Linked DNA regions of Homo sapiens: region 2 is linked to region 1. A link is a loop called in an ENCODE intact Hi-C map of the cell type or tissue named here. Cell type or tissue: gastrocnemius medialis. All regions are shown on one strand. Links, peaks and the distances in the headings refer to the core of each region. The heading gives the core; the rest is flanking DNA. Region 1 has its middle 61 kb from the start of MYCBP2. Region 2 has its middle 64 kb from the start of SCEL.

The links. Peaks named below come from ENCODE experiments on the same cell type or tissue, not always from the same donor. Only the 100,000 strongest peaks of a DNase experiment are listed, where the experiment ranks them.
Region 2: it touches region 1 in a loop (2.8-fold over the local background); 4 of 110 quality-filtered maps call a loop at or near these places.

The regions. Positions count from the first base shown.
Region 1 is chr13:77,383,525-77,391,867 of GRCh38, reverse strand. No RefSeq gene overlaps it. Among named protein-coding and RNA genes, the nearest start is that of MYCBP2, 61 kb to the right of the region's middle. In gastrocnemius medialis, for the core only: no CTCF peak of the experiment used is centred there; DNase peaks (open chromatin) are centred at 1,217, 3,897 and 4,327; H3K27ac peaks cover 2,262 bases.
Region 2 is chr13:77,467,353-77,475,695 of GRCh38, reverse strand. No RefSeq gene overlaps it. Among named protein-coding and RNA genes, the nearest start is that of SCEL, 64 kb to the left of the region's middle. In gastrocnemius medialis, for the core only: no CTCF peak of the experiment used is centred there; a DNase peak (open chromatin) is centred at 4,435.

The DNA.
Region 1 (8,343 bases), core at 344-8,343:
CCTCCTTAACATGTATTTAAACTACTGTGCATGCCCTAATCTCCCAAGAGTTTTTATTTGCTTGCTTGTTTTTTCAATTTTGTATATATTCTAAAGTTAGATTAGCTGTTTCAGAACCACTCTGCAGCAGGAAAGAATAGAAAAGCACCCAGTGCTTCAGACTCACCCTTCCAGAACAGGCAGATACAAGCCCCTGAGCCAACAGAAAAAACCAGTTACTCTCCAGGCATTCATCTCACCACACCCAGATAGCAAGAAATATCTATTTAACATATATATTATCACACTAGCCTCAAAACAAGTTTTGCTAAGTATGAAATTATATAGGCAATACCTGGCCTCCTTTCCTAACACAGTAAAATGGAAAGTTAAAAGTCCTTAGTTGCATATTTTAGATTATCTGAGCAGCAGGTGTTTCATTACTGCAATGTACTACAATTGATATACTACTGTACCTTATTCATAAAACTAAATACTGTTTTGAGAAAGCAATAAATTCAGTATTTTAGTTCTAGAATTTAACAACTAATGTATCTGAAAGAGAATTTTCATAATGTACATGTGACTTTTCACTTGAAAAAGTATTTTGGACATGGGTGTATTAGTAGAAGGTATTCAAACTTATTCCCCATATAAATAGAATTAGATTATCTGTGAGCACCAATTAGGAAGGCTTAATTGAAAACATCAGATTAACAGAATATCAATGTGATATATCCCAGCCACACTAAATATTCAAGAGCTTTATAATTTTCTTGCTTTCTTTTATAGCACTAGTATGACACTAGTACATTTATATAGTTTTGTTTTAAAAAATGCAGGAAACTGCTTCTTCAGTGAAATGGCTAACTTCATTTCTCATATTTTCCTATTTATAGAAATATTATTGGAAATAATACTCTTGAGAAATCAAGTTTAGTGCTTCCCACTGTGTGCAAGCAATGCATAGCCTTAAGCATGGAGGGACAAAGAACCTTCACCCTACCCTACACCTAGGTTTCTGTGACAGCAGGTCACCTCTACGGCCCTTATAATCAGTTTTCTTTCTCTAGTCAGGACATGAAACTCAGAAAAAAAAAAAATTTCTCTGCTGTAGCCATTTCTTCTTGAATGTTCCCAAGTCCCAAGTCAATGTCTCACTGCTCTCTGAGTTATTTTGAGAGGAGGACATTCCTTCTTCCTGCGAAACACACCCAGGGACTCCTTCTGGAAGTTTGCAACAGCCTTGCAAGTGGGGAGGGAGGGATGATGACTGGAAAGAAGGAGCTTGGAGCAGATATTTAATCCCAGACCTTGATCATTGTTGAAAGGAAGATTTATGCCCTTTCTGTAATACATGTGCAACAGGCACCACCCTTTGTTGAAAGATAATAAGCGTCTTGCAAATCTCTCCCCATCTCCTTCTATTTCTTCACTTCTCATCTCCCTTGCACATTTAAACTATTAGAACAGACGCTGTACTCCTGTTGCTCACTCCTTCTGCTTCCACTAATCCTGATCTTGATGGCTTTCTGTTTGAATTCTGCAGCCACTTTTTAAAGTGCTCTTGGAAATTACCAATACCTTTCTCTCAGTCAAAGCTAAAACTCTCTTTCAGAGCAATTATCTTTCACAAAAGTGCTACCTATTTCAATGTTCAAAATATCTGGAATTACAGAATCAAATATCTATCAATTTGCAGTTAGAGCCCTTAAATACAGATAGGAAAAAGAGCCTTAAATGCTATTCAATGCATTGAGACACTATTAAAAAACAGCTCTAAATGACATTTCATAAATTTTTTTCCATTTATTTGTCAATTTTGTACTGAAGTGTCTCTAATACCATGGTAACTCATTCCTACTTAAAAGATACATTTCAGAAGAAAAATGTGCTCTTTTTGCCCCCCAGAAGCAACTCAAATAATAACATCTTCTGTTTGAATAGCATTCTACTGACACTTCATTTTCACATAGATTCTGTAATTTAATCTTTCAAATAACCACATGAGGTGGGCAAGGCAAGCCTCATTAATTGCATTTTAGCACCAGAAGCATCAGTCAGGTAGCTAACACAACATTCTGGCACTTTCACTATGACACACTTTGCCTCTTCAAGCATTCATAGCAACTCAAATATTCATAGCAACAATCCATCACCATAGATAATATCTAAGCAGCACTAAAAAACATGACATTTTCATTTTCTATAACATCTTTATGCAAGAAAATGAAATGCTGAATATAAATTCAACCCCCAAACTGTAGGACCTAAGGGATAGTCCTCCAGGGGTGAAAGTACCCAAAGATTGTTCTAATTGCATGCTCCAGAGTCTGCTATTTAGTTAGACAGGCATGAGTCCATCTCTTTCTGCTAAGGGGAGGGCTTAAGGAAAGAGTCTTCATGAGCTTACCAGGGTATGCCAGTTTGTGACCCAGTTCCAAAAACCCGAGTGGGAGGAGTGCTAGAATCTCAGCATGTAGGTCTATGTGCAAGAAAGAGGTAATTTCAGCTCCCCCTCACCACTCCACCCCCGCCAGTCCAGAAAGAACTTAGACTCTGTTTCTTGGTAAGAAGACAGGAATTCCAATGAAGGGAAGCTTGCCTAGGAAAGGGCTCACAGAAAATTAAGAGAGCCACTATTGCTCATTATTGGAGCTGGTCTGAATGACCTAAAAGTGAGTGGTTGAATTTCTCACCATAGCAGAGAAATTATGACGTACAAAATGCTCCTTATGACTCTCCAGCCTCAGCAGCCCTGAAATACTGAGGGTTCCTGACTGCATCACGCTCTTCCAGCTCTCAGGATTTGCACAAACCCTGGTTTAGAATAAGCTCCATCATTACCTACCTATCTCCTACTCATCCTTTTTGACACAGCTCAATCATCACCTCCTCCAGGAAATCATCTTTCATGATCTATGCTCCCCACCAGCAGCTTGCATGCTCTTGCAGAGCCCTGTATTTATCTTTATCATGGTTCTCACCACACTGGATTGTCATCCTCTTATCTAGCTTACCTAAAAGACTAAATTATTGGAGGACAGGGGCTATGTCTTCGCATCTTGGTAGTCACAAAAACTTAGCATAGAACCTCCACATAATATACACTGAATGAATGAGGGAAGGAAGAAAGTCTTACCCTGATTCCACCCCAGAACTTCTGATACTTCTGGCCCTTCCATTTGGTAGGATACCCAAACCTTATCTCTGAATCACTGGATTTACCTCTTAGCTCTACTCTTGCTCATACGCTCTTTGGGAATGGTTGAGAGGCTCTTGACCAACACAAGCCTAGTGAGACCCTACAAGTAAAGGGAATTTTGTCCTCCAGCCAAAGCAGGGGGATACAAACAGACCCATTCTTGCTCCAGTTACTTCTAACATCACTGCCATTACCAGGCACAGTCCCACCCAATTCCAGAACACACTGGGTTATAATTTAGCAGGTTATTAGTAGCTCTGTCTCCACCTGGTTTGCTTTGTTAAAATAGTCTGGTGAGACACTCCCTGTCTGCTGTTTTGTTTTTGTCACAGTTATCCTACCTTCCCTGAGCTGCCAATATGCCTGAATCCCTTTTACTCACATTAGCTTTTCTCAGTCTCTCTACCAACAAGCCAAACTCTTCTTTTGCATTCTAGCACTAATGCAATGACCTCAGGTGATCTGCCTGCCTCGGCCTCCTAAAGTGCTGAAATTACAGGTGTGAGCCACCATGCCTGACCCCTTGATAATGTCTCTGATTTGTCTTAGGCCAGTACTGCTTTTCCCTGTTAACCAGCTGTCCTTGAAATCCATGTGGCCCAGCATTTCAGATTCCACATCGTGCTACCTGCTTCCCCCAGATTGCTTTCCAACTCTGCCCTTCAATTTCCACACCTCCTTCTGAACTTGGTTTAGGACAGCCTGTTCTGCCCTGGGGCCAGGACCTGTACTTTGCTTTGAGAGTTTTCCAGCCCACATTCGCTCATTTTTGTCCTGTTTATTCCAAATTCAACTTTCAGAAGCGTATTTCCCACTGAACTTAAGAATAATCAAACTGAAAGGCAGCATATGACATTGTACATTTTGAAGATAATTAAACCACTCCTACATATTCCCCTAAGAGTCATTAAAAAATATTTCTGACAAATCCCACCAATAACGTTGATGGAATAGTTGACCAATCATTTAGAAGAACACTATAAATCAAGTCAAAATTAAGAGGCTGAAATAGTTGGAGAGTTTTCTCTATAAACTTTCATGTGATTACACCATAGCCATTGCGTTTTGTGGCATATTCATTTTTATAAGTCTATTTATGAGTACAAAGAGGTAGCCACCACTGCATTAGCTTGCCAGCTTGGACAAACTGCTGCTATTTTAACCACTTCCCCCTTTAGAAAGAGCATGGCCAACAGTTCCAAATTCCTAGGGGAACTGTAACTGTTTGTGCTGAGAAAACTGAATGACACATCATTTAGAAATTTGTTACTATTTACGCCACTATCAACTTGACTTTTTAAAAATTTGTCCAGAGTGATTTCTTAAGGTCCAGAGTCCAATACCTCCAACCCTACCCCAAGGATGACTGGTCGCAGGAGCAGAAAACTATTCTGTGAAACAGCCTAGACAATCAGACACCAAGAACCAACACACTCTAAGATGGATTGAGCCAGTGTTCCCCAATAGACCAAGAACATCACCCTCCCTTAAACACTGGTAGTGATAATGACTAGGTCCTGGCATCGGGCTAGAACAGCCCAAGGACTTGGCAACTTAAGAACTAAGAGTCTTACCCATGGGTCACTTTTGGAGGAAGGAAAAAAGTCCAATCTGTGTTAATAGCCGTGCCGTAGAGCAGAAAGGAACCAAGAGTTACTTTCTGTGAACCTATTTCTGACCACATCTGTCTGGAATAGAAGCCATCCTAACCTCAGATGCCTACTCATTTCTAACTTTGTCTGTTCATTCAGTTCTGCTCTGAACCCAGGTTAGGTAGCTTTCCTTGGATAATATCAGGTCAATCCTGTTCCCTTGATAATGTCTCTCTCTTTCTTTCTTTTCTTTTTTTTTTTTTTTTTGAGACGGAGTCTCACTCTGTCACCCAGGCTGGAGTGCAGTGGCACAATCTCGGCTCACTGCAACCTCTGCCTCCCAGGTTCAAGCGATCCTCCTGCCTCAGCCTCCCAAGTAGTTGGGGTTACAGGCACGTGCCACCATGCCCGGCTAATCTTTGTATTTTTAGTAGAGACGGGGTTTCACCATGTTGGCCAGGCTGGTCTCGAACTTCTGACCTCAGGTGATCCACCAGCCTCGGCCTCCCAAAGTGCTGGGATTACAAGTGTGAGCCATCACGCCTGGCCCCTTGATAATGTATCTGATTTGCCTTAGGCCAGTACTGCTTTTCCCTCCAGATTTGACCTCTGCCTCATGCTTGCCATCCAGCAATGATTTGCACCAGGGGCCCCAATCCAAGACAAGCCTAATGGCATCCAAAAAAAAAGAAAAAAAAAAAAACCTGGGCAAAGAACTGTTAAGGCTCTTTTACTAAGCTTCGCAAGCCAACAAGTTAGCCTGCCATGTTTCTTGGATACTGGCAGAAGACACAAGTCTCCTGGGTCAGAGACAAAGAACTTTATTACTCATGATGTAGTCAGCACCCTGAGCTCAATTTTCATGTTGTTCCCCCTATCCCTCAAGTCCCATGGGAGTTATATGGAGCACCCTAGGTAGATGCTACTCACATCATGAGTTTGAGCTGAGAAACCCTGAGCTAGGAAACCCCAATCTTTTATTATAAACAATTGGGCTGCAAGAAAACCTGTCCAATAAACAATTGGGCTGCAAGAAAACCTGTCCGACTTTTGCTCTGAAGGAAGACATTATTTATGGTATGCTGGACTGAATCTGCTCCAGAAGTTTGTGTCCAGAAGTAGATACTATCTCTATCTTGTTTTCACTATCAAATATCTTTTAAAAAGATTATTCAGGAAAAAAGGCTGTCAGTGCCTCTGCTCACAAGATGTGCAGAAACATTAGAAACCTATGGGAAATGGCTCCCAACACTAAGTTGAAAAAGCTAGTGAATGAATGAATGACACAATTTATGGACACCTTAGAGAAAAAAACAAAGTAATGAGTAATCAATATAAAGTTTTCATCCATTTGCCACTTTCCTAAATAAGCACACAAGCATATGTCAACAAAGGTCATTTCTGTTCACCAAGGAAGATTTTCATTTTGTTTTATTAATTTAAATGTATGTTGCTCTTTCAATCATTGGCACTCATTTGAATAAATGTTGCAAAGCTGCAAAACTTAGCAAGTGAGACTTTTGAACATACCAAGTACTATCCACTTCATGGAAACTACTTTTTTCAAATATCATTCTGTCACTCCACTCATAAATTGTTTGCACATATCTCTTGATTCTGAATATTTCTATCTTAAAGACTAAAATGTAAATGACACAAAATCCTGAGATTTAATTTAGTCAAATATAAAGAAAAAATACAGAACACTTATATATTAAGATTATGCTTCCAACTACAAAGTAGAGATGATTACACACCTCATAGGGCAGGTAGACATGTGTTTAAATTACAGAATTAGTTCCACAAGTTCTCCCCATCTTGTGTGGCTTTCTTTTTGGGCATAGCAGCTTTTTCTGAGTAAATTAAATTATTCCTGGCAGAAATGTCATGAGCAACATTCAAGGAATTCTAAGCATTATAATGGTTAGGCAGCACTTTGCAAACTATATTCTGGGAAGTACAAAGGTCCCTCATAATGTTAACCCATAGTCTGCCACTTCAAAAATTTCTTGGTCAAGTAAGTTTGGTAAACTATTATAATGGCTTCTTGCTGTAGAATTTTTCAGAAACTCTAATTGGGTTAATGTATCTCATGAATATCCTCCAGTAAGGGGGCTAGGCGTGGTGGCTTATGCCTGTAATCCCAGCACTCTGGGAGGCCAAAGCAAAAGGATCACTTGAGGTCAGGAGTTCGAGACCAGCCTGACCAACATGGCAAAACCTCGTCTCTACTAAAAATACAAAAGGTAGCCAGCTGTGGTGCTGGGTGCCTATAATCCCAGCTACTCAGGAGGTGGAAGAACGAGAATAGCTTGAACCTGGGAGGTGGAGGTTACAGTGAGCTGAGATAGTGCCACTGCACTCTAGCCTGGGTGACAGAGCAAGACTCTGTCAAAAAAAAAAAAAAAGAAATCCAGTAAAGGGTTAGGGACACCAGAGTTCCACAGAACCCAGTCAAAAAAACCCTGGACCACAACTCAGGCTACATGTGGGACAAGAATGGTAAAGTTATGGAGTTAGCTGGGAGTTAGTTTTGCAAAGGACCTTGAATTACATGCTAAGATACTTTATTGTGTAGACAATGGTGAAACATCCTTTTGACGTTCTTTTTTACTATTTGGCACAATTAGATGTAGTCATTTTAGACAGAAATCTATTAAAAGATCCTAAAAACTTTCTAGTTTGCAATAGATTACTCCAGAGAAGTAGATCTACACAAGAGAATTACCTCTGTAAACAACCCAATTTCAAAACTTAACAGCCGTCACTCTTAAAAAAATCTCCTTTATGTCTAAGAATTCCCATAAAGTTGTTTTTAAGTGAATTTTCCTTTTTTTCTGTTCTGCATTCATTGTTTTTTTTCTTCAGAGATGAGCTGAGATATCAAGTCCATTTATAGACTATCCCAGTCTGAATAAGCTCACTCTTCAAATCTCCAAATTTTTATTATTTTGGCTTATTTTCCAAAGTTTGGTCAGCTCTGGGACTGTCTTGGATATTCCTACCAAGTTGATTTGTTCTGACATTCAAGGAATATTTAATGAGCAGCTATCTGAGGCAAGGCATTGTAATAAGTGCTGAGAGAAATAAAGGGATTTAGACATTCCCTTCAATATTTGAGTGCACTTTTAAAAATTCTACTTTAGATCAAATCTAGTTTCTTTCAAGCTTTGAGTGATTTCTGCATCTTGCAAGGTCCAAGTGTATAAAGAACAACTCAGTCCATCAGTCAGTGAAAATTTACTGAGCTCTTACTATACACTATAGTTATGTATACACTATACAACCATTATGTTAAATGCTGGAGAAGCAGTAATGAACAAGTCAGCCCTAGTTTCTCCTCTCGTAGAACTTATAAATTTAGCTATAGCTACAGACAATAAAACAAAAGGGAAATTTTTGTTAGCTATGTGCCCTAAATTCTAAAAAAAAAAAGTTATTATTTTAAATGGAGATAAAACATATATGGCAAAATGTTAATAACTAAATCTAGGAGGATGGTATATGAATATTCACTTTACTATTCTTTCAATCTTTTCGTTGATTTGAAAATTTTCAAAATAAGAA
Region 2 (8,343 bases), core at 326-8,325, 84 kb before region 1:
GCCAGTAGCTGCTGTGCTGAATTTCTCGCCGGGCCTTAGATGCCTTCCCGCCGGGCAGGGCTGGAGACCTGCAGCCCGCCGCCATGCCTGAGCCTCCCCCGCACTTCGTGGGCTCCTGCGCGGCCCGAGCCTCCCCGAGGAGCGCCGCCCCCTGTTCCACAGCGCCCAGTCCCATCCACCACCCAAGGGCTGAGGAGTGCCGGCGCACGGCCTGGGACTGATAGGCAGCTCCACATGCGGCCCCTGTGCGGGATCCACTGGGTGAAGCCAGCCGGGCTCCTGAGTCTGGTGGGGACTTGGAGAACCTTTATGTCTAGATAAGGGATTGTAAATACACCAATCAGTACCCTGTGTCTAGCTCAGGGTTTGTGAAGGCACCAGTCCACACTCTGTATCTAGCTACCCTGGTGGGGACTTGGAGAACCTTTATGTCCAGCTAAGGGATTGTAAATACACCAATTGGCACTCTGTATCTAGCTCAAGGTTTGTAAACACACCAATCAGCACCCTGTGTCTAGCTCAGGGTTTGTGAATGCACCAATCGACACTCTGTATCTAGCTACTCTGGTGGGGACTTTGAGAACCTTTGTGTGGGCACTCTGTATCTAGCTAATTTAGTGGGGACGTGGAGAACTTTTGCGTCTAGCTCAGGGATTGTAAACGCACCAATCAGCATCCTGTCAAAACGGACCAATCAGCTCTCTGTAAAATGGACCAATCAGCTCTCTGTAAAATGGACCAATCAGCAGGATGTGGGTGGGGCCAGATAAGAGAATAAAAGCAGGCTGCTTGTGCCACTAGTGGCAACCCGCTGGGGTGCACTTCCATGCTGTGGAAACTGTGTTCTTTTGGTCTTTGCAATAAATTTTGCTGCTGCTCACTCTTTGAGTCCACACTGCCTCTACGAGCTGCAACACTCACGGCGAAGGTCTGCAGCTTCACTCCTGAAGCCAGGGAGACCACGAACCCACCAGGAGGAATGAGCAACTCCAGACGCGCTGCCTTAAGAGTTGTAACACTCACTGTGAAGGTTTGCAGCTTCATTCCTGAGCCAGTGAGACCAGGAACCCACCAAAAGGAAGAAACTCTGAACACATCTGAACATCAGAAGGAACAAACTCTGGATACGCCACCTTTAAGAACTGTAACACTCACCCCAAGGGTCCACGGCTTCATTCTTGAAGTCAGTGAGACCAAGAACCCACCAATTCCGGACACACCAGCACTTTGGGAGGCTGAGGCGGGTGGATCATGAGGTCAGGAGTTCGAGACCATCCTGGCTAACATGGTGAAACGCCAACTTTACTAAAAATACAAAAAATTAACTGGGCGTGGTGGCACACGCCTGTAGTCCCAGCTATGCAGGAGACTGAGGCAAGGGAATCGCTTGAACCCGGGAAGTGGAAGTTGCAGTGAGCCGAGATCGCGCTGCTGCACTCCAGCCCCGGCGATAGAGGGAGACTCCGTCTCAAAAAAAAAAAAAAAAAAAAAACTTAGTTGCTCCTTTTGCCTTATGCCTCTCAGTGGAATTCTTTCTTCTAAGGAGGCAAGAATTGAAGTTGTTACCGACTCATGGATTCACTGCAGGTCATAGGCATGCCTCACACATTTTTCAATTGACCAGGACTATCTTGCTCAACAGTAACTGAATAAAAGTGGACTGAATGAATGAGATTGCAATGCGGAAGGTAAGCAACAGATGGGGGTCACCCAACACTCTTACCTGAGCACCTTGATTATAATACACTCCAATCCATGATCCAGAGGCAAAACCCAGGGCTTCCACTCATTCATAGTGTCTGTGCTGACACAACCTACCCCTGCCTGATGTGCCAGCTGTTCAGCCTCTTTGCCAATGACAGTCAGCCTTGAGGTTCTTGAACACCACTGGACAATGTTAACTGATATTCCTCAACAAGGCATCTCTCACATTGAAGATGCTATATACAAAAGGAAGGAAGTGGGGGAAGGAAGGACGGACGGACAGACGGACTAGGTGGAAAAACATTAAGCTTAGTTTCTTGAATATAGGCAGACTGCTAATGCAGGCCATTTGTCGTTCCATTCTGAGCCCTTTCTGTCTCTCCATCTTCACCCTCAATAATGCCATTTGAATTGTCCATGCAGCTCCCATGATGATAATTTTGTAAAGTTGGTTGTTTTAGGAAGAAGTTGATTTCTTTGATCTCTTGTCTGGTTTGTAGCTATGTTCCTACTTATTCTTTCCAGGCTCTGCCGTTCTTCGGAAACTCCTCCATGTTACAGTGTTTGTGAAACTGCTTGCACTTTGATTATTTTTAATGTGCATTTCACCAGAAACCCATAGTACTCCTGTACTGGGAGTGAATCCTGCCTGCAGTGAGTGCTGATGAATGGAGGGATGAGCTAATATAACTAAAAGAAAAGGAAAACAATTAAACTCAATGCCAAAACGAACAATGAAATGCAATTCTGCTTGTTTATTTCTTCACAGTTGGGGCAAAAAAAAACCCTCAAAATTTAATGCAATCAATTACTACAAAATAACACCAAAATGGTTACAAAAATAAGTATGATGGTGCTGTCTTTAGTGTGTTTTTTCCTTTGTTCTTTTCTTCTTTCCTTCTTTTCCTTCTTCCTTTATTGCTTCCTCCTTTCTCCTTCATTTCTGCATTTGTTTTTTCGTGATTATACATGTAAGCGTATAAAATAAAGCAGCTTTTCTTCTTTTGAAAGATGAAAAGAGAAATAGGAAGGGGTCAAACATCCTGCAAAAATGGCAAAAATGTAACTGAACTGTCTTCAATATATGCTGTAATACCATAAATTCCTTTGTCATGGAAAACATTTAACATATTGGCAGACATAATTCTGGTATATCAACCATGTATATTTTAAGCTTTAATATACTTTTATATATTCAACTTCATTTCCATAACTCAATATATCAAAATGTAATGGTTTCCCAACTGTAAGAATCGCTGAGGACTTTCTATATACTCTTTAAGGCTACCATGTTTTTTCTTAACATTTTAGCAATCATTTGATTACTAAAAACAGATATTCATCCACGACATCTGTGCCAGCAACCAGTTAGTGGTTCACCAAACCACTTTGCCTTTCTTCCAAGTATACTGGTGGGCAATATATCATAGTTGTCTTTCCAGTTGGATGTGGCCTGTGACTGGGTATTGGTCAATGGAACCTAAATAGAAGTGATGGGTCCAACCTCCAGGCCTGGTCTATGACGTCCTCCTGCCCACAATTCTTTCTCTCTTATTTCCCTTTGCACCCAATGAATGGAGAAGTCTAAGGATCTAGAGGCTGAATTGCTGCCTGGAGGAAAGCTGTCCACTGGTCAGCCAACTAGGCTAGGCCTGCAAAACACGTGACAAATTAAGTTTTATTTTGGAGTTTTAATTCCAATTTTAAACTTTGAAATTTTGAAATTCTATGTGATAGTAGTTGGTCTGTCCCAGCTAATACACCAGTCTGAGAAAACCAATGTTATTCTGAAGCTCTTCATGATTCAAGCTGGAAGGGAAAAACCAAGTGGCTGAGAATTTGTGTGAATGTAGAAACCTGCTGGTTTCTCCTCATCACTCGTCCACGAAATGCCAGACTAAAGAGAGATAGCTGTGGCGGAGATACTGTGAATATTCAATTTGAAACACATTCAGTGAGCACAAACTCTGTGCCAGAAACCAACATGGAGAGTGTTCCTCTAGTCAGTCACTACTGAGGGTGATCAACTGCTCTTAACAAACGAGTAGAGACCCAGAAAAAAATACAACTTAATAAGACAACTAACTAAAGGGCTGAGTAGGAAGAAACAACCCAGGTATAAAGGAATGGGGGAGAAAGAGGCAGGGACATGAGAAGAAGGAGAAGGAGGTATAGAATGCAGGTAGGTAGCAAGGCTTGGAGAGATTCTTTAAGGCAATCTGGAGGTTTTGCAAGGGACCTTCAGGTCCTGCCCAGGAACAAAGAGGAAATAGTAGAAAGCACCAATCTTGGATCCAGCAGCATTTAATCATTAATTATCTAATCATTTAAGTATTTCATTCCCTCAGCCTCAGATCTCTCTTAAAAGAGCTAGGTTATTCCTGGTTTTGCATAGACAGTTTGCATTATAGTCTCCTAAACTGGAAACAAGCTAAAAGACTGGTCAGGGAAGTAGTTTCCCATTCTTTCCCAGGCGATGCTCCATAGTTATGCCACAAGTTACTACCTGAGTGTCTGATCAAAGTCTTAAGGGGTTTGTCACCGTTATAACTAAGCAATAGCAACCTCTGAGTCCCTTTTTTTTTTTTTTTTTTTGTCATAGTTAAGCACAGACCATCATGCAGTACCTTGGATTTCTATACAGTACTCTTGGTATGATATGAAAAAAAAATTCTGCCCTAAATTTTGTTATTCTCTGGATTTGGCTGCCACTGAGCCAGGTTGAGCAATCTATTTCTCTGAAGGAAACACCCATTATTCTGGGAAAATTTAGGCACATTCCTTCCTAGAAGAGAAAGGAAAGACTAAGTGGCCTTTGGCAGAATTTGGAGACCTAATTGTCTAAGAAAATGACATTTCACAATGGTGAAATGCCGTGGCAGTGAAAATTTTGATTTAACATCGCTCACGGTCTCCAAAAGATTCACAGTCTCCTTCCACATATATCACCCAACCCTGAGACCTCAGTTTGCTAATAGTCTCACTTACAGAGCTAGGGAAATTGCTTTGTCCGAAGCATCCTAGAGACTACCGCAGGCCTAGAACTGATGCTTTTATCAAGGGATAAATAGACAGACTAGAATCCTACTTTTCTCTTTTTTGAGTCACAGGGCCTTGAGCAGGTAAGGGGACTGTGACCTCTGGATCTCTATCTATAACGTTGCAGTAGGGTAGCTAGACAAGTCTCTTTTCTCCTTCACCCTTTTGACTAATTTCATCCTATCCAGTAGGTGAAGACAGATTGTTTGTATCCTCATCCTCAACTGAGGGGGTCTTTTAGCATAATATTGAGATCTTTCCTGATCAAAGGTGTTTGGGAATTCAGGAGCATTCTGACTTTTAGAATAATATGGTGGAAAATCACATGGGATGTCATACAGGGCCTGGGTAGCACCTATAATCAAACACTAATATTAACATTTTCAGTTAAATCTACAAATAGTCCCACATCAGGTTGGGTCCAATACTATCGCCAATGAAGTTAAAAAAACAAAGTCTTTGAGTTTTCAGAGGAGTTTGGATTTGGGAATTGCCCGCAAAGAATTGAGGAGCTCTTTACCCCTCTGCCCCCTGCTCCATAGTGGCCAGCTTTCTTCAGAGGTGGCTACAGAAGAGCTCACTTTCACCATGTGAAAAAGCACCTGACATTCACTCAGGCTGACCCAAAGGGAAGTCAAACCACTCACAAGGAAACAACTGACCCTTGATGGACTCCAGTCACATGACCGTTCCACCATGAAATTCATTCTCACCGAAATAACCACCTCCTGCGAACTCTCCATTTTGCAACAGATTTGGGAATAAAATAAAATTAAGGAATCTTGCCCAAAGCCAAGGTCACTACTGCCCAAGGTATATTTAACAATAAAAGTTCAGCCTTTCCAATCCCTGCCCCTGCCCCAACTCATGACTTACAGGACTTCTCTGCTTATTACTTTCCTGAAACTTCCATATGAGTGTGTGCTTATGTTGTATATGCCTTCTTCTTTAACCTCAACACAATGTTAAAAATACTTATTAAAAATTACTTACTTACTATTCTTTGTAAGAATTATTTTAATCATTTTATGTATGAAAAATTAAGCATTTATGAAAATTTATCTCAAAACTCACGTAATAACAGATTAATCATAAAAAGGGGATCAAGGCTGGGCGCAGTAGCTCACGCCTGTAATCCCAGCACTTTGGGAGGCTGAGGCAGGCGGATCACAAGGTTAGGAGGCAGGCAGATCACATGGTTAGGAGATCAAAACCATCCTGGCTAACACGGTGAAACCCTGTCTCTACTAAAAATACAAAAAGTTAGCCGAGCATGGTGGTGCATGCCTGTAGTCCCAGCTACTCAGGAGACTGAGGCAGAAGAATCCCTTGAACCCGGGAAGCGGAGGTTGCAGTGAGCCGAGATCGCGCTGCTGTACTCCAGCCTGGGTGACAGAGTGAGACTCTATCTCAAAAAAAAAAAAAAAAAGGTGAGGAGATCAAAAAGGGAAAAAAATTAAGGTGCTCTATAGTCTATCAGCGTATGTGTAGGTGCGTCAAGCCGTGTCTTTTACCATCATCTTTTACCATCTTTTCTTTCTTTTCTCTCCTATCTTTTACTATCATCTTGGGAAGAAAAAAAACTGTTTTAAAATAAATCTCATGCAAATTTTTGAATGAGAATCTGAATTTTAAAACACTTGACAGACGATTGTGACTTTTCTTTTAAAAAGTAGAAAAATTATTCTCACTTCAGTAGTATTGGCTTGAAATTTTGACACATAAAGGTATTCATGATTATTTTTATAACAGAAAATGGAAAAATAAAAAAACTTTTGAGACACTATCAATCTATTTTATGCACCATAAAAAGCAAAAAAAAGAGTAAGGTTTCATTAAATATTTATAAATGGACAAGAAGTATATTATAAATCAAAGGGATTCGCTTTAGCAAATAAGAAAATATTTTATAAGTATCTTAAAGTTAATGCCCAAATGTATATTTTAAAATATATTTAGTAATAAAAAGCCATGCTAATATTGCACCTTTAATGTAAACCATCATGTAGACAATCTTCCAAATGGCAGTTTTCAAAGATTGGAACATAATTTTTCTTCATCTACCTTCTATATTTGTAATTGTAAAACAAATCCAAGATGTAATTAGCTGTAACTCTATTTTATCTGAATTCAAAGACACAAGATGTTTCTCAAAGCCAGTGGCCTACCAAGAGCGAGATCTTAATAGAAGCAAAAACGAGTTGGTAACATTTTATTCCACATTAAAATACCAGAAACACAGAACTCTGGGGAACTGAAATTATTTCCCTCTTAAATTAGGAAAAGGAATAAATATGAAGATGTAGTTGAAGTCATTTTAAACTCTTTCTGTTCTTTTTAAATTTAGTATTATACTTGTGGTGAAATATGTGTAACATATATAATTTGCCATTTTAACCATTTGTAAGTGTGTGGTTTTGTGGCTTTTAGTACATTCATCACCACTATCCACCATCCCAAAACTTTGGGAAGAACTTTTTCATCTTTCCAAACTGCAACTCTGTAGCCTTTAAACAATAACTCCCCATTCCCCACTCCCCAAACCCATGGCCACCTCCATTCTACTTTCTATCTCTATGAATTTCACTATTCTAGGTACCTCAAATCAATGAAATTATATAGTATTTGTCCTTTTGTGTCTGGTTTCACATTGCATGCCTTCAAGTTTCATTCATGTTGTAGCATTTCAACATGTGTCAGAATTTCCTTCCTTTTAAGGCTGAAAAATATTTCATCTTATGGATATAACACATTTTGTTTATTCATTGATCTGGCTGTGGACACTTGGGTTGCTTCCGCTTTTTGGCTGTTATGAATCATGCTGCTTAAACTTTCTTTAATAAAACCTTTTCTTATATAACATTGGCCAGAAAAAATTCTCAGCATTATTATAACTGACACCGTTTGCCTTGAAATCTATTCAGCCTGGGATGAAACTCCACATTGCTAAGTAATACAACAAGTACCTTCTCAGAAGTTAAATGTTGTTTCATTAGTTGAAAAGTATACTTTTCTCAATCACCTTCCCTCCCAATCACTAAACTTAATTTTAGAATTTGTGTAACATAGAAATTGTAATGCGCCATCCCCTGTTATTACAAAGTCTGTGCCTCTGAAAGGTAGCAACCATTAGTGGAACTCACCAAGTTAGGAATAAGAACAGAGAACAAATCTTTGTCTCCTAATTTTCCAAGGAATTAAGTTGACATCAACTCTGTGGATCCATGTAAGCTTCAGAATCATGACAGTTCAAATCCCAGTGGATTCTAGGACGAATCTAGGTCTCTGTGAGCCCCACATAAGGAGGCTTATTATTAAGAGTTCATCTTAATATGACCCCTTGTAATGAAGTTTTGAAGGACAGACTCCCAAAAATTGTATCATAGAAGATGTTATGTAGAAGACATCTTAGAGCTCATCTTGGGCAATTTCTCATTTTATATCAGACCAGGAAGCCGTACTTTTCCATCGTAGCAAATGGCCACCCTCCTTAAATCATTTTTAAGAATAGGGAGGGAGATTAATCAATTAATAACATCCCATATCTTACTAAAAGGAAGACCCTAGCATAATGTAATGGTTTTCATGGCAGTTCACTAG